Linked DNA regions of Homo sapiens: region 2 is linked to region 1. A link is a contact called in ENCODE Hi-C or POLR2A ChIA-PET data. All regions are on one chromosome and are shown on one strand. The core of a region is the stretch at or near the end of the contact, and the rest is flanking DNA. Distances in the headings are between cores, read along the strand shown.

Evidence for each region. Hi-C counts contacts between places; a loop is a spot of excess contacts on that map. ChIA-PET counts read pairs that join two places held with the same protein, here RNA polymerase II (POLR2A). Pooled maps may share reads with other maps.
Region 2: a loop to region 1 is called in a map of left ventricle myocardium superior, with 2.7 times the contacts of the local background. The contact joins the promoter of PELATON here to the enhancer-like site in region 1. A Hi-C loop is called at or near these places in 14 of 168 maps with a recorded cell type or tissue (CD14-positive monocyte, Right ventricle myocardium inferior, cardiac septum and 10 more) and 11 of 50 pooled maps. POLR2A ChIA-PET finds 5 or more read pairs at or near these places in 4 of 52 experiments (CD4-positive, alpha-beta T cell, Caco-2, HepG2 and 1 more).

Annotation. Positions count from the first base shown.
Region 1 is chr20:50,208,375-50,215,163 of GRCh38, forward strand. No RefSeq gene overlaps it. Among named protein-coding and RNA genes, the nearest start is that of CEBPB-AS1, 20 kb to the left of the region's middle. Within about 2 kb of position 3,222, at least 2 of the 41 ENCODE cell types and tissues checked have a DNase peak (open chromatin) inside an H3K27ac peak, as active enhancers do.
Region 2 is chr20:50,264,315-50,271,103 of GRCh38, forward strand. It overlaps PELATON (plaque enriched lncRNA in atherosclerotic and inflammatory bowel macrophage regulation), which reads left to right and starts at 3,164. Exons shown (of 4, transcript NR_170992.1): 1 at 3,164-3,349.

The DNA.
Region 1 (6,789 bases), core at 1,972-4,471:
ACCCTCCGTCCACCTCCCGCCGGCCTTTGCCTTCCTTCCTGGGCCAGCGTGTGGACTCTGGAGCCCTGCAGGGTTGGGTGTGAATCCCAGTTCTTCTTCTTTCTGGCTCTGCAACCTGGGGTGAGTGGCCTACTTTGTACCTCCGTTTCCACTTTCAGAGCCTGCCTATGACAGCATTTACTTAATAGCATTGGTGAGCAGAGTCGAGGAGTCAAAAGTGTGCAGAACTCAACACCATGCCGGCATGTGCTAATTGTCCAATAATGGCAGCTGCTATTGCTGTTGTTGATGTTATTGCTCCTTGGGAGAGGGGAGCCCCTGTTGCTCTAAGGCCTTACAAACACCAACATGTGAAAACAGCTGGCATGGAATGGAAAGTTCTAGAGAAAGGAGCTTTCTGACTGCCTGAAGGTTATCAGAAAACTTTCTATGCTGGTTTTTGTGAAAGCTCTTGGTAAGCTAGGGTAGAACCAGGGTGGCTTCATGGGAGTACCATCTAGGCAATTCCACAGAGCCCCTTGTTTGGAAGGGCCCCCACTTGGTTTACAGGTCTGCTGTTGTCATCTTGAAATTCTCTCTCTCTTCTTTTTTTTAGATAGAGTCTTGCTCTGTTGTCCAGGCTGGAGTGCAGTGGTGTGATCATGACTCACTGCAGCCTCAACCTCCCAAGCTCAAGTGATCCTCCCGCCTCAGCCTCCTGATTATCTGGGATTACATGCACATGCCACCATGCCCGGGTAATTTTTATTTATTTTTATTTTTATTTTTTGAGACAGAGTCTCACTCTGTTGCCCGGGCTGGAGTGCAGTGGCGCCATCTCTGCTCACTGCAACCTCTGCCTCCTGGGCTCAAGCGATTCTCTTGCCTCCTGAATAGCTGGGATTTCAGACACCCATCACCACGCCTGGCTAATTTTATACATATATATATATATATATATATATATATATATATATATATATATATTTTTTTTTTTTTTTTTTTTTTGTTTTTTTTTGAGACAGAGTCTCACTCTGTCACCAGGCTGGAGTGCAGTGGCAAGATCTCGGCTCACTGCAAACTCCACCTCCCAGGTTCTAAGTGATTCTCCTGCCTCAGCCTCCTGAGTAGCTGGGACTACAGGTGAGTGCCACCATGCCCAGCTAATTTTTGTATTTTTAGTAGAGACAGGGTTTCACCGTATTGGCCAGGATGGTCTTGATCTCTTGACCTTATGATCCACCCGCCTTGTCCTCCCAAAGTGCTGGGATTACAGGCGTGAGCCACCATGCCTGGCCAATTTTTATATCTTTAGTATAGATGGGGTTTCACCATGTTGGCCAGGCTGCGTCTTGAACTCCTGACGTCAAATAATCTGCCCACCTCGGCCTCCCAGAGTGTTGGGTTACAGGCATGAGCCACTGTGCGCAGCAATTTTTATTTTTATTTATTTATTTATTTTGAGACGGAGTTTTGTTCTTGCCCAGGCTGGAGTGCAATGGCACGGTCTTGGCTCACTGCAACCTCCGCCTCCTGGGTTCAAGTGATTCTCCTGTCTTAGCCTCCCAAGTAGCTGGGATTACAGGCGCCTGCCACCACGCCTGGCTAATTTTTTATACTTTTAGTAGAGACGGGGTTTCACCATGTTGGCCAGGCTGACCTCGAACTCCTGACCTCAGGCAGTCCGCCCGCCTCAGCTTCCCAAAGCTCAGGGGTTGGAGGCATGAGCCACTGCCCCCAGCCCTGGTAATTTTTAAAATTTTATTTTTTGTAGATATTGGAGTAGGGAGGAGTCTCTCTATGTTGCTCTGGTTGGTCTTAAACTCTTGGGCTCAAACAACCCTCCTGCCTTACTCTCCCACAGTGTTGGTATTACAAGCATGAGCTGCCGCACCTGGCCTTGAAATTCTTAATGATTTGTGAACGAGGGCCCTGCATCTTGATGTGGCCAGTCCTGGCTGTACTGTGGCATCCGGCATGGTCACCTAGTACTTTCACCTGAGTTGTCTCCTGAGTGCTCAGGAACACTCTTTGAGGGCAGTTGTCCTCATCGTTAACCTCACTGACCTCAGTTTCCTTACCTGGGAAACGGGAGGAAGTGCATTGTGCCAGGCCACAGAGAAACAATGGGTGAACCTTGGTCTTCTGGCCCTCAGATTCTATCAGTGGGAAACTTGGGCAAGTAAGGGCTAGGCATGCCTACGTGTGTGCCCCTGGAGCACAGAGGAGGTTCTCAGTAGCTACAACTTGCTCTTTGATTCCCTGGCTGGCCTCTCTTTTTGCCCTAAATTTTTTTTATTAAAAAAATTTTTTAAGACACAAGGAGACAGGGCATTAGAGGAAAGAGCTAATACATCCAACCCAGGTGATGGGTTGATGGGTGCAGCAAACCACCATGGCACATGTTTACCTATGTAACAAACCTGCACATCCTGCTCATGTACCCCGGAACTTAATAAATAAATAAATAAATAAATAAAGAGACTGAGTCTTGCTATGTTGCCCAGGCTGGAGTACAGTGGCACAATCATAGCTCTTTGCAGCCTCAAACCCCTGGGCTCAAGTGATCCTCCTGCTTGATCCCAAAGTGCTGGGATTATAGGCGTGAACCACCGTGGCTGGCTGTCTTTTTGCCTTTTTACTAAGAAATTTTGATTTAAATTGATAATAGTAATACAGGTATCCATTCTCTTAACACATGATAACATTTCCAATCAAGCTGAAGTCAGTTCTGGACCATCTGGCCAGGGCTGGCTCCTTTTCACTCTGTCAGCGTGGTTTTATAATTTTGGGGTTTGAACTTCCAGATCTTTGTGTATGCATTTCTTTCATCTCTGTGTGAATGTGGCTTTTCCTTCCTTCCTTTCTTTCTGTTATATCTTTTAAAATGTGAACTTTTACAGAAGTCTAAGCAGGGTACAGAAGATACATTTTTACCACCTGAACACACCAGTGTGAGCAGCACTTGGATAAAAAAGCAGAACTTTTTTTTTTTTTTTGAGACAGGGTCTCACTCTGTCACTGTAGACTGGAGTGCAGTGGCGAGATCTCGGCTCACCACAACCTCTGTCTCGCAGGCTCAAGCGATTCTCCTGCCTCAGCCCCCTGAGTAGCTGGGATTACAGGTGTGCACCACTACTGCCCGGCTAATTTTTGTATTTTTAGTAGAGACAGGGTTTCACCATGTTGGCCAGGCTGGTCTTGAACTCCTAACTTCAGATGATCCACCTGCCTTGGCCTCCCAAAGTGCTGGTATTACAGGTGTGAACTACCACACCTGGCCTGAAACAGAACAAACATTTTTAATCACTGAAAAATGTTTCTGTCTAGGACAACTGCTCTCCTGACTTCTAACAGATTACATTGTTTTGCCTGTTCTACAACTTCATATCAATGGAATCATTCAGAGTATTTGCTTTTGTGTCTGGCTTCTTTTGCTCAGTTAAACTTTTAAAGTTCCTCTATGCAGTACTGTACAGCTTCATTCTCACTACTGTGTTGTGTTCCACTGTCCACTGTGTGACTATACCATAGTCCAGTCTACTGTTGGTAGACAGTTGGGTTATTTCAAGGTTTTGGTTGTTGTGAATAAAGCTGCCATGGACATTCTTCTTTGTGTCTTTTTTCTTTTTCTTTTTTTTATTTTATTTTACGAGTTGGGATCCTGCTTTGTTGCCAAGGCTGGAGTGCATTGGTGCTATCACAGCTCACTGCAGCCTTGAACTCCTGGGCTCAAGTGATCCTCTCATCTCAGCCTCCCGAGTAGCTGGGATCATGGCTATGAGCCACTGCACCCAGCTCTTGTTTGTGTCATTTGGTGGATGCCAGCTCTTGTTTCTATCAAGTTTATACCCGAGGCATCATCACTGGACACATCATTCACGTGTGTTGAGTTTCTGCATATTTCCAAACAGTTTCCAAAGCATTTCGCTACTGCTGTCCTCCATATTTCTGGCCCATCTCGCTCCTTTTTTTTTTTTTTTTTTTTTTTTCAGATGGAGTCTTACTCTGTTGCTCAGGCTGGAGTGAGGTGGCACCATCTCAGCTCACTGCAACCTCCGCCTCCTGGGTTCAAGCGATTCTCCTGCCTCAGCCTTCTGAGTACCTGGGACTACAGGTGTGTGTCACCACACCCGGCTAATTTTTTTGTTGTTGTATTTTTAGAAGAGATGGGGTTTTGCCAGGTATCCGGGCTGGTCTCGAACTCCTGACTTCAAGTGATCTGCCTGCCTCAGCCTCCCAAAGTGCTGGGATTACAGGCGTAAGCCACCATGCCTGGCCCCATCCCTTGATTCTGAGTACACCTGGAGAGGTCAGTCTTTTTAATATGAGCTATTTGGCCATGTGTGTAGTAATATCTCATTGTGGTTTCATTTGCATTTCCGGATGATCGTTCTTTTTAATGCCTTGGCGACCTCACACCAGCCATCTCAATGGGACTTGTTCCTGTCCTTCCGTGATGTTCTTGAGAGCCGTCCACATGGTGCGTTTGCCAGTTTCCTCCTTTGGAAGGTGGCAAGGTCTTCCCACTTGATAAGGACGTCTCCTGTGACTTTGCCTCTGCCCCATATTTCTAGTCCATCTCTTTCCTTGACTCTGAGACCTTTCTGTAAGCGGGGACTCCATGATGTTCACACACTTGGTGCCCGGTAAATAAACAGCTAGTAAATGGACTGACGGAAGCAAAGGGGAAGAAAAACAAAAAAAACCCTCCTCCCCCAAACCCCAATTTGGTTAATTGAGGGGTTCCACTGGGGTGATTTTTGGTCAATTGGAGTTTGCTTGTGAAACCGGTAAGAGCATGGACAATCAACCATAAGGTAGCAACACGCACTGAGCCCAGCACTTTCCAGAGAATTATCACACTGTGGATGTCACAAGGATGTTGGGAGGGTCTAGCTGGCCGGTGGGATCAGCTACCCCTCAGGCCTCCGATATTTTCCTGAGGTTCCACAACCGGGAAGTGGCTGGGTAAGGTTCCTAGACCCAGGGCCTCTGATCCTACTTGCCACGATGTTTCCATCTTGTTCTGTGCTGTGTCTGCAACTCACAGCCTGGCACACAAAAGACTCTCAAAGATGTGCTCCAGGAATGACTTTGATGAGCACACACCACACACCAGGTGCTGTGCTAAGCCCGGGGATACAGAAGAGAATAAGGCGGCCCCAAGCCCCACCTTCATGGCGGGTCCATTATTGGGGTGGGGGATACAGGTGGTCCGATGATGAGTGCTAGGGAGGAAAATAAAGAAGGGGAGGGAGAGGAGAGTGTGTGTGTGTTTGTGTGTGTGCATGCAAGAGGGAGAGAATCAGAGAGAGAGTGCGTGAGTGTGAGGAAGAGAAGGATGTTTCACTTAACCACAGAGGTCAGGGAATGCCTGGCTGAGGGAAGGTGCTATTGGGTGGGGTGGGGCGGGGGAGCCATGAGGTCTCTGGGGAAAGAGGGAATGGCATGGCAAGTGCAAAGGCTCTGAGATGGGACCATGCTGTCTATGTTCAAGGGACCGCAAGGAGGCCAGTAGGGGAGGTGCCATTGTGAGTGATGGGGAGAGAAGTAGGATGGGAGCTGGGAGGTGGTGTGTGTGTGTGGCAGGGGTGGGTGGGGTTCTGAGCAGGGCGGGGATATGCCTGACTTCTTCCTCCTAGGGTTACAGGGTGGGTGATGTCGGCCAAGGGGAGGAGAGAACAAAATGAAGCAGTTGGTGGAAAGTATGCAGCCTGTGGTCTGGTACACAGTAAGCACTCAATAAGTAGCAGAGTATGTGTGGGTTTTGGATGAGTGACCGCTAAGCTTTTTTTTTGACACAGGGCCTTGCTATGTCACTTAGGCTGGAGTGCAGAGGCACAATCATAGCACATTGAAGCCTCTACCTCCTGGGCTCAAGTGATCGATCCTCCTGCCTTGACCTTCCGAAGTGCTGGGATTACAGATATGAGCCACCACACCTGGCTGGAGTGACCTGCTAAGTTTTAATGGGATTCCTGGTGGGTTGGGTGATACCTGAGGGGACCTGCCTACTTGGGACTCGCCCCATGGAGGGCTCAGTGACCTCAGATGAGCTGGAGGTGGGGAGGTGGTGGGCAGGCGAATGGGAGGAGGAACTGGTTGGGGGCAGGCACACAGTGTCCCGACTGGGAGGGCAGGCCTTTCCGGGCTCCCCACCAGCTCCCCTCAATCTCTGTGTGTGGTCCACAGGCAGGACCCCCATTTGGGCTCTGTTTATGTGTGATTACAATCTGTGGTCTGTCTCTCCCATAGGTGCTAAGTTCCCTGGACAGGAACCCATCTGTTGTATGGGTGGCTGTGTCCTCAGCTCTTAGAATGGCACTGGGCACATAGCAGGTGCTCAGTGACTACTGGATGGAGGGTGAAGGGTGGGTGATTTTGTCTACGAGCAGAGAGATGGGTAGACGGATGGATGGTTGGATGGCTGGGTGGTGATGTGAGCAGCACTGAGATGGAGGAGAGATGGATGGGTGGGTAGGTGGGTGGGTGGAAAATTGGGTGGGTGGATAGATAAATGGACCAGTAGCTGACAGGAGCCTGGACCAGGGTGGGGTAGAATTCAGTAGAAAACTTCTGGCCCAAGAGTTAGAAGATGGGGGTTCGAGTCCAGTCTTGCTACTGAGTAATAACAAGGTCTGTGGAAACCTGGACTTGTTCTATTGTTGCTCTTTGCCTCTGCTTCCCCATTATTGGTTTTTCAACTTCATTATTCCTTTTATTGTATTGGATAGATCCCCTTTTATTCAATCCCTGGATGTTTCTGAAGCCTCACTGCAAGAACAGAGTGAAAGGGAGCTGCAGAGG
Region 2 (6,789 bases), core at 1,914-4,413, 56 kb after region 1:
CGATTACAGGTGCCCACCACCACGCCTGGCTAATTTTGTCTTTTTAGCAGAGACAGCGTTTCACCATGTTGGTCAGGCTGGTCTCAAACTCCTGACCTCAAGTGATCTTCCCACCTCGGCCTCCCAAAGTGCTGGGATTACAGGCGTGAGCTGCCGTGCTCAGCTGCTCCCCCATTTTTTTCGTTCAGGAAAGCAAAGTTCAGAGAGGAGTAGGTTTCTGTGCAGGGCGTGTGGCAGAGCTGGACTTGAACTCAGGGCGGAATCCTTAGCCATGGTGCCCCCTGCCACATGGTTCGGCTTTCCTTCATCTCTGCTCCCCAAGATGCCTGGCTCCAGCTGAAGATCCAGGGTTCCCAGGTTCCTCTTCTGGGGACAGGTCCTCCTTCAGCCTGACCTGAGCTCTGCCACTTCCACCGGCATGAACTGTAGCAACAATTTGGCTACCCGGGCCTCATTCTCTCCATCTGGAAAATGGGCACAGCATGTGCCTTTCTGCACAGTGAGGTCATGAAGGATTGATGAGGCAACACGCAAGGAGCGTAAGCCTAGGGCCTGGCACCCAGGAGGCCACCCCAGTGGGCCCTGCTGGGTTTCCGATTTCCCCTGTGACACCTCCTGGGGGCCGGATCCCCAGCGGGAGGAGGGATGAGGCCTGGGGGGCCTGGCTCTGGCACAATGCAGAGCATTGAGCTCATGCCAGCCTTGGCTTTGGGTTTGGACAAATACAGTAATCTGGGCAGGACTCACACAAAGACCTGGGGGCCAGGTCAGGCGAGGGGCGTCAGGTTACCCCTGTGGGCTGCAGCCACACAGGCGGCTTGGGGGGTGTATTTTTTTTCCCTAAAGATTATCATTAAATGAGCCCTCACCGAGGCCTCAGCAGGCAGGTTTCATTACAGGAAAAACTGAGGTATAGGGGTTTGCAGGCCTAACGGGACACGCTGTCACTGTGATAGGAACAGCATTAGCAATAATAACAGCTGTCCTTCCGGACTGGTTCCCAAGGGCTAGGCCCTAGGTGAATAATAAGCCTTTTCTCGATCCTTTCTGCAGCCCGAGAGGAAAGCCCCATGCTATCCCCATTTCATAGATGGGAAAACTGAGGCTTGAGGACACTTTGCGGCCTCCAAGGGCTGTTCTCTTCATTCCTCCAGCAGAGTGGATATGAGACGGTGCAGGGTCTGGAATGTCTGGGCAGAAGGAAGAGCTGGAGCAAAGGCCTGGAGGCTGGAGAGCGCTGTCGGGGGGCAAGTGGGGCAGTGTCCCACTGCGGGGTTTCATCTCAGCTCTGCCATGTCTTGGCTACGTGACCTCTGACACCCTACTGGGCCTCTTTGATCCCAGACTCACCTGTAGAATGGGTGTGTGAGAAGAAAACCTTCTGGAGCGGGGTGTTGAGGAGAGAACAGTGCCTGACACATCATAATAATAATGCTGAATAGATGTTATTTTCATTCCTAACCACTTCCTCCAGGAAGCCCATCCTGACCTCTAGCTCCCAAAGTCACCTGGACTTCCTCCATCACAGACCTTGCCACAGTGTGAGAAACTGCCTCATCCACACACCAGCTTCTCACCTCCACCCAGACCCTCTGATTGGGACTCCCCTGAAGACTGTGTCCCCAGAGCCCAGAAAGAGTCCAGCACAGAGCAGCTGAGGGGGCAGGTGCTGGTGAACAGTGTCAATGAGCCCCTGCTACTCACCAAGCCCTTCACACACGGGTCCTTCATTTAATGTCTTTCTTCTCCTAGATAGAACCTTGGCTTTGCCAAGACCGGTATAGTTGCTGCTCAAGAAATATGTGAGGAAATTGTTGAGATGAACCAGCACTCAGGGGAAGGGAGGCTTTCTGAGGCTGGGGCCTTAGCAGGTGGAGCTCCTGGGATAATAATAATAAGAAAGATGCCTGGACGCGGTGACTCACACCTGGAATCCCAGCAATTTGGGAGGCTAAGGCAGGCAGATCACTTCAGGCCAGGAGTTCAAGACCAGCCTGGTCAACATGGTGAAACCTGGTCTCTACTAAAAATACAAAAAATTAGCTGGGCCTGGTGGTGTGAGCCTATAGTCCTAGCTTCTCGGGAGGCTGAGGCTGGAGGGTCAATGATTGAACCTGGGAGGTGGAGCTTGTAGTGAGCCGAGATCGCGCCACTGCCACTGCACTCCAGGCTGGGCAACACAGTGAGACTCTGCCTCCAAAAAGAAAGACAACAATAATCATTAGTCTTTACTCTGCTCCAGGCACCAGGCTGAGTCTTCTCAGTTCATCTCCCCAGCAGATTAGTTCTATTATTGTTTCCATTTCACAGATGGGAAAATCAAGGCACAGGGAGGGGAGGTGGCTTACTCCAGGTCACACAGTTAGTGAGAGGCAGAGGCAGGATCAAAGCCAAGCCTGTTTGACTGAGGAGCCCGCCCCGAGACCTTAACCACACAACCCCTCCCTAGAAGGAAGGTGCCACTACTGGACACATTTTGGAGATGGAAACCAAGGCTAAGAGAGTCAGGATGGCCTGCCCATGTCTGGACACAGAAACTGAGGTTAAGCAGGAGATGCCCGAGGCGGGGTCCCTGTCTCCTAGGCCAGCACCCTGAAGAAGGGGTGGGAGACAACCCCCCACCCCCCAAGCTGTCCCCTGCTTGTTGGAGTTTCTGGTCAATACCCTGGCCTCTGTTACCCAGCCCAGCACCCAAGACGCTGCCTCTTCCGCCTGCCTGGAGTCTCGGGTGCCTTCACAATCGGATTCTCTGTCTCTGCAGCTGCTTTCCATTTGAGCCCTTTGTGCTGAAAATAAAAAAAATGAAAAGAAAACTTGGCACCACCCCTCTGCTTTGCTTCCTGGGGAGGAAGGAGGATCCCAGCTACTTCTTTCCCTCATTCTGGGGCCCAGAGATACCCACAGCCTGCCCGAGGTCACACAGCAGGGTTGGAGCCGGGACCCTGGCCTTAGACTCCCCTTCCAGTGCTCTACCCACTCTGGCCACTGCCTCTGATGTTCCTGGCTCTTCCTCTAGGCCCGTGAGGAGCAGAGAAATTAGGATGAATGTTCCCGAGCCCTACCACATGCTGGGCACTCTGCCATCCTGGGCTCACGAAACCCTCATGACAGCCCTGTGAGGTCCCGTCATCCCATTTAACCAACAAGGAAGCTGAGGCTCAGAGAGGGGAAGCGCCCAAGGTCACACAGCTGGGATGTGGCAGAGCTGGGGTTCCAGCTCCTGTTCCCATTGCTGGACAGCTGCCACATCTGGCACCCAATTTAGGACCCCGCGGGGAGGCCCAAGCCCCGGGGGTGGCGGGGGATCCTAGAGGAAAGTGGCAAGGCCAGGACCCTGGAGCAGAGCCAGGTAGGAACAATGGGTTCTCAGAGACCAAGGTGGCAGGGCGGGGCGGCTGCTGAGCAGGGGCGGCAGGGCGAGGTGGCGGGCGGGGCCCAGGAGACTTCATGCTCCCGCCTCCTACTCCAGCTCCCTGTTTGGGATCTGGGGACGCTCCAAGCACCTCAGCTTCTCAACCTGGACAGACCCACGGCTCCAGCAGGAGGCAGGGCCAGCCCTGTGTATAACCATAAATATAATGGGCAATAATCAGATTTCACGCTTACCGAGCCCTACTACAGGCCAGACACTGGGTCAAGGGTCCTTCCTGGGTCATCACAATCAGCCTAGGAGGTGCAATTAGGATTAGTGGCTTTTTACAGATGCGGAAACAGAGGTCCAGGGAGCTACTCAGCACCTGCTGTGCCAGGACAAAGAACTTTGGGAAGTGGGGCCCTCAGAGGGTGGGTACCCTGTTCCCAGAGGCAGGAAAGTTGAGGTGGACTGGACTCAGTGGGGCTCAGTGGGACACCGTGGGGAGTCAGTGCTCTCTGGGGGCGAGATGAATTAGAGGGAGCCCTTTTGGTTTTTTAGAATCTGAACATGGGGCGGGGGAAGCAGAGATGTGGGGAGCAGATGAAGCCTCCCTGGCACTGCTGGGAGGATTAAAGGACTTGATGGACACCCAGGGCTTGGAAATGTACCTGGTAGAGAGTAGGTGCTCAGGGAACAACTCCTGTTTGCAGAAACAGCAACTCACACTTAGGGAGCCTGCTGTGCATCTGAACCCCGTGCTTGGGTGTTTCTGACCCCCTTCCAGCTCTCATCCCTCCTCTCTCCATTTTCTCCCCTGTCTCAGGTTCATTCCTATGTTTCCTCTTGCCCCAATTAGGCCATCTTCTATGACTGCAACAGTAAAAATATTAATTAAATCTTATAACATGAAGTCTAACGTGGGGCCATTCCAGTGTTCCAGGGCAGGCTCCCTGCGCTCTAGGTAGGCATCTCTTCACTTCTCTTTCTTCATGGGCCCCAGTGCCTGCTGTGGCTCAAGACATCACGTCCCACATGATCACATCCTAACTAGGAAGAGATGAACAGAAAAGGGGACTTTCTCCTCCAGGATCTCACTTTTTTTTTTTTTTTTTTTTTTGAGACAGAGTCTTGCTCTGTTGCCCAGGCTGGAGTGCAATGGCACGATCTCGGCTTACTGCAACCTCCGCCTCCTGGGTTCAAGCGATTCTCCTACCTCAGCCTCCCACATAGCTGGGATTACAGGCGTGGGCCACCACTCCCAGCTAATTTTTTGTATTTTTAGTAGAGATGAATTTTCACCATGTTGGCCAGGCTGGTCTCAAACTCCTGACTTCAGGTGATCCACCCACCTCAGCCTCCCAAAAGTGCTAGGATTACAGGCGTGAGCCACCGTGCCCAGCCAACAATTTTTCTTACATGTCCCAGTGGATGTCCCCTGGTGTCTCATGGAATGATGGGCTCACATGTCCACATTTGAACCAGAAAGGAATTCCCGTGGCTGACTCAGGCCAATTAGGGTTCAGCCTGTCTGGCTGCTCCAAAGAGATGTGGGCTCCGAAGGTGATGGGGGCACGGCTGGGCTGGCCACCAGCTGGAGTCTCACTGACGGCCTAAGTGGCACAGTGGGCCTGGGTTTGCTCGGCCTTCTCTGGCTGGTCCTCTTGGCAGCGTCTGCCCCCTGGGTAACTGCCCCCTCCTTGAGCACAGTCTTCCCCAGCCTCTTGATGGCGGCTTGCTGGTCTCGCTGGTTCTCCTCTTACTTCCCTGCCCGTTCCTCCTTGGGCCTTGAAAACGACCCCTCTCCTGCCTTCATCTGACCCTTGCCCCGTGAGCTCAGCTGTGCGGGGTCCCTCGTGCCTTTATGCGGGCTCTGTCAGTCTGTCCATGGGTGTCCCAGGGGCGCACCCCACTGGGAGACATGGATGTCTTTCCCAGCTGAGAAGACAGCACTGCCACCCACCCAGTGGGCCAGGCCTCAGACCCCAGAGTTGTCCTTAACTCCTCTCTCTCTAACCCCAACATTCAATCCTCAGCAAATTCCATCGGCTCTGCCTGTGGACTGAATCCAGAACTCGACAAGTCTTCCCTCCTCTGTCTGGTCATTGCTCGCCTGCCTGGGCAGAATCTCCGCCCTGGACTCCCCACCCACCCCACACAGCCCTCCACACTCAGCCAGAGGGCTCCTGTTGGAACCCAAGTCAGGTCACACCATTGCCTCACTCCAAACCCTACTCCTACCTCCCTCAGAGAGAAAGACAGTCCCTGCTCTGGTCCCAAGGACAGCCCTGCATGGCCTTCCCCCTCCCCACCTCCCCTCCCCTCTTCCCTGCCCGCAGTGACCTCCCTCCTCCTGCTAGAACACATAGAGCTTTGCCCCACCTCTCCTGGGTGCTCTTTTTCTGGATCTTTCCATGATCAGCCCCATCCCCTCACTCGGGCCTGTGCACCTCAGAGAGGCCTCCCAGACCATCCCTGAAAGTAGCCCTGCCCACCCCTACCACACCTGCCAAAGGTCAGCTTCGGCAAGTGGGGACTGTGTCTTATTCAGCATGGGGCCAGCACAGGGCAGTGCGCAGAACGCAGCAGCTGGCGCCGGGCTCCGTGGGTCCTCCCACAGATGCAGTCCATAGGGATGGTGTCTGGGTCCCAAGGTGACCCCTGGGCTGAGGTCACCACCTTTCCTCTTCCAGGATCACTGCCTGGATGACGGTGGGTGTCCCAGTGGTGGGGAGAGCAGCTCCGAGCCTCCATCATGCCCAGAGCAATGGGCACTGGAGCCTGGAACCTTCTTTCCGTATCACAGAACCTCCAGGAGTCTGGAAGGAGACAGTTGCAAGGAATGGAATTTAGGAACTTTTGGTCCATGCTCGGTGTTCCCTTTGGGGGTATCTTGTCCGATGGTTATTGTTTTTGTTTCCCCTTTTCCTGAGCTGTGGTGCCTATTGTTCAAACAGAGGACCCCAAGCGATGGCCTGCCTCACTCAGGCGCAAGCACCCGAGCTGTCTGGCAAGGTGGCAATCCACCACGGCCAACTTCCCCTTGGGGATTCCGCAGGAAGGACGTGGCCCCTCCAACCGAGGCGGATGTACGGTCTCTCCATAGATTCCGCCTGCGTAATCCCATGGCCGCTTCAGCTGGGTCTCATGGGGCCACCCTGTGGCCTGCGTTCAAGGACCACATCGTAGCAACAGGTCTGCGTTAAAGCTGGAATCGCACCCAGCAGACTCGGCCTGGGGGGATCCACCAGCCCACATCTCGCTCTCCCGATACAGCCACCTGGCAATTGGCTCTTCTCTCTCCAAGGCTGTATTTGTTCTTTTTGCTGAGTGTGTGCAGGTGAATTCTCGTTAGTTAAAGCGCCTGCGCGGTGGCCGCCCTGAATACAAAAAAGATCAAGGGGATGCTGTCCTGGTAGGTATAAGGAGTGGGGGCC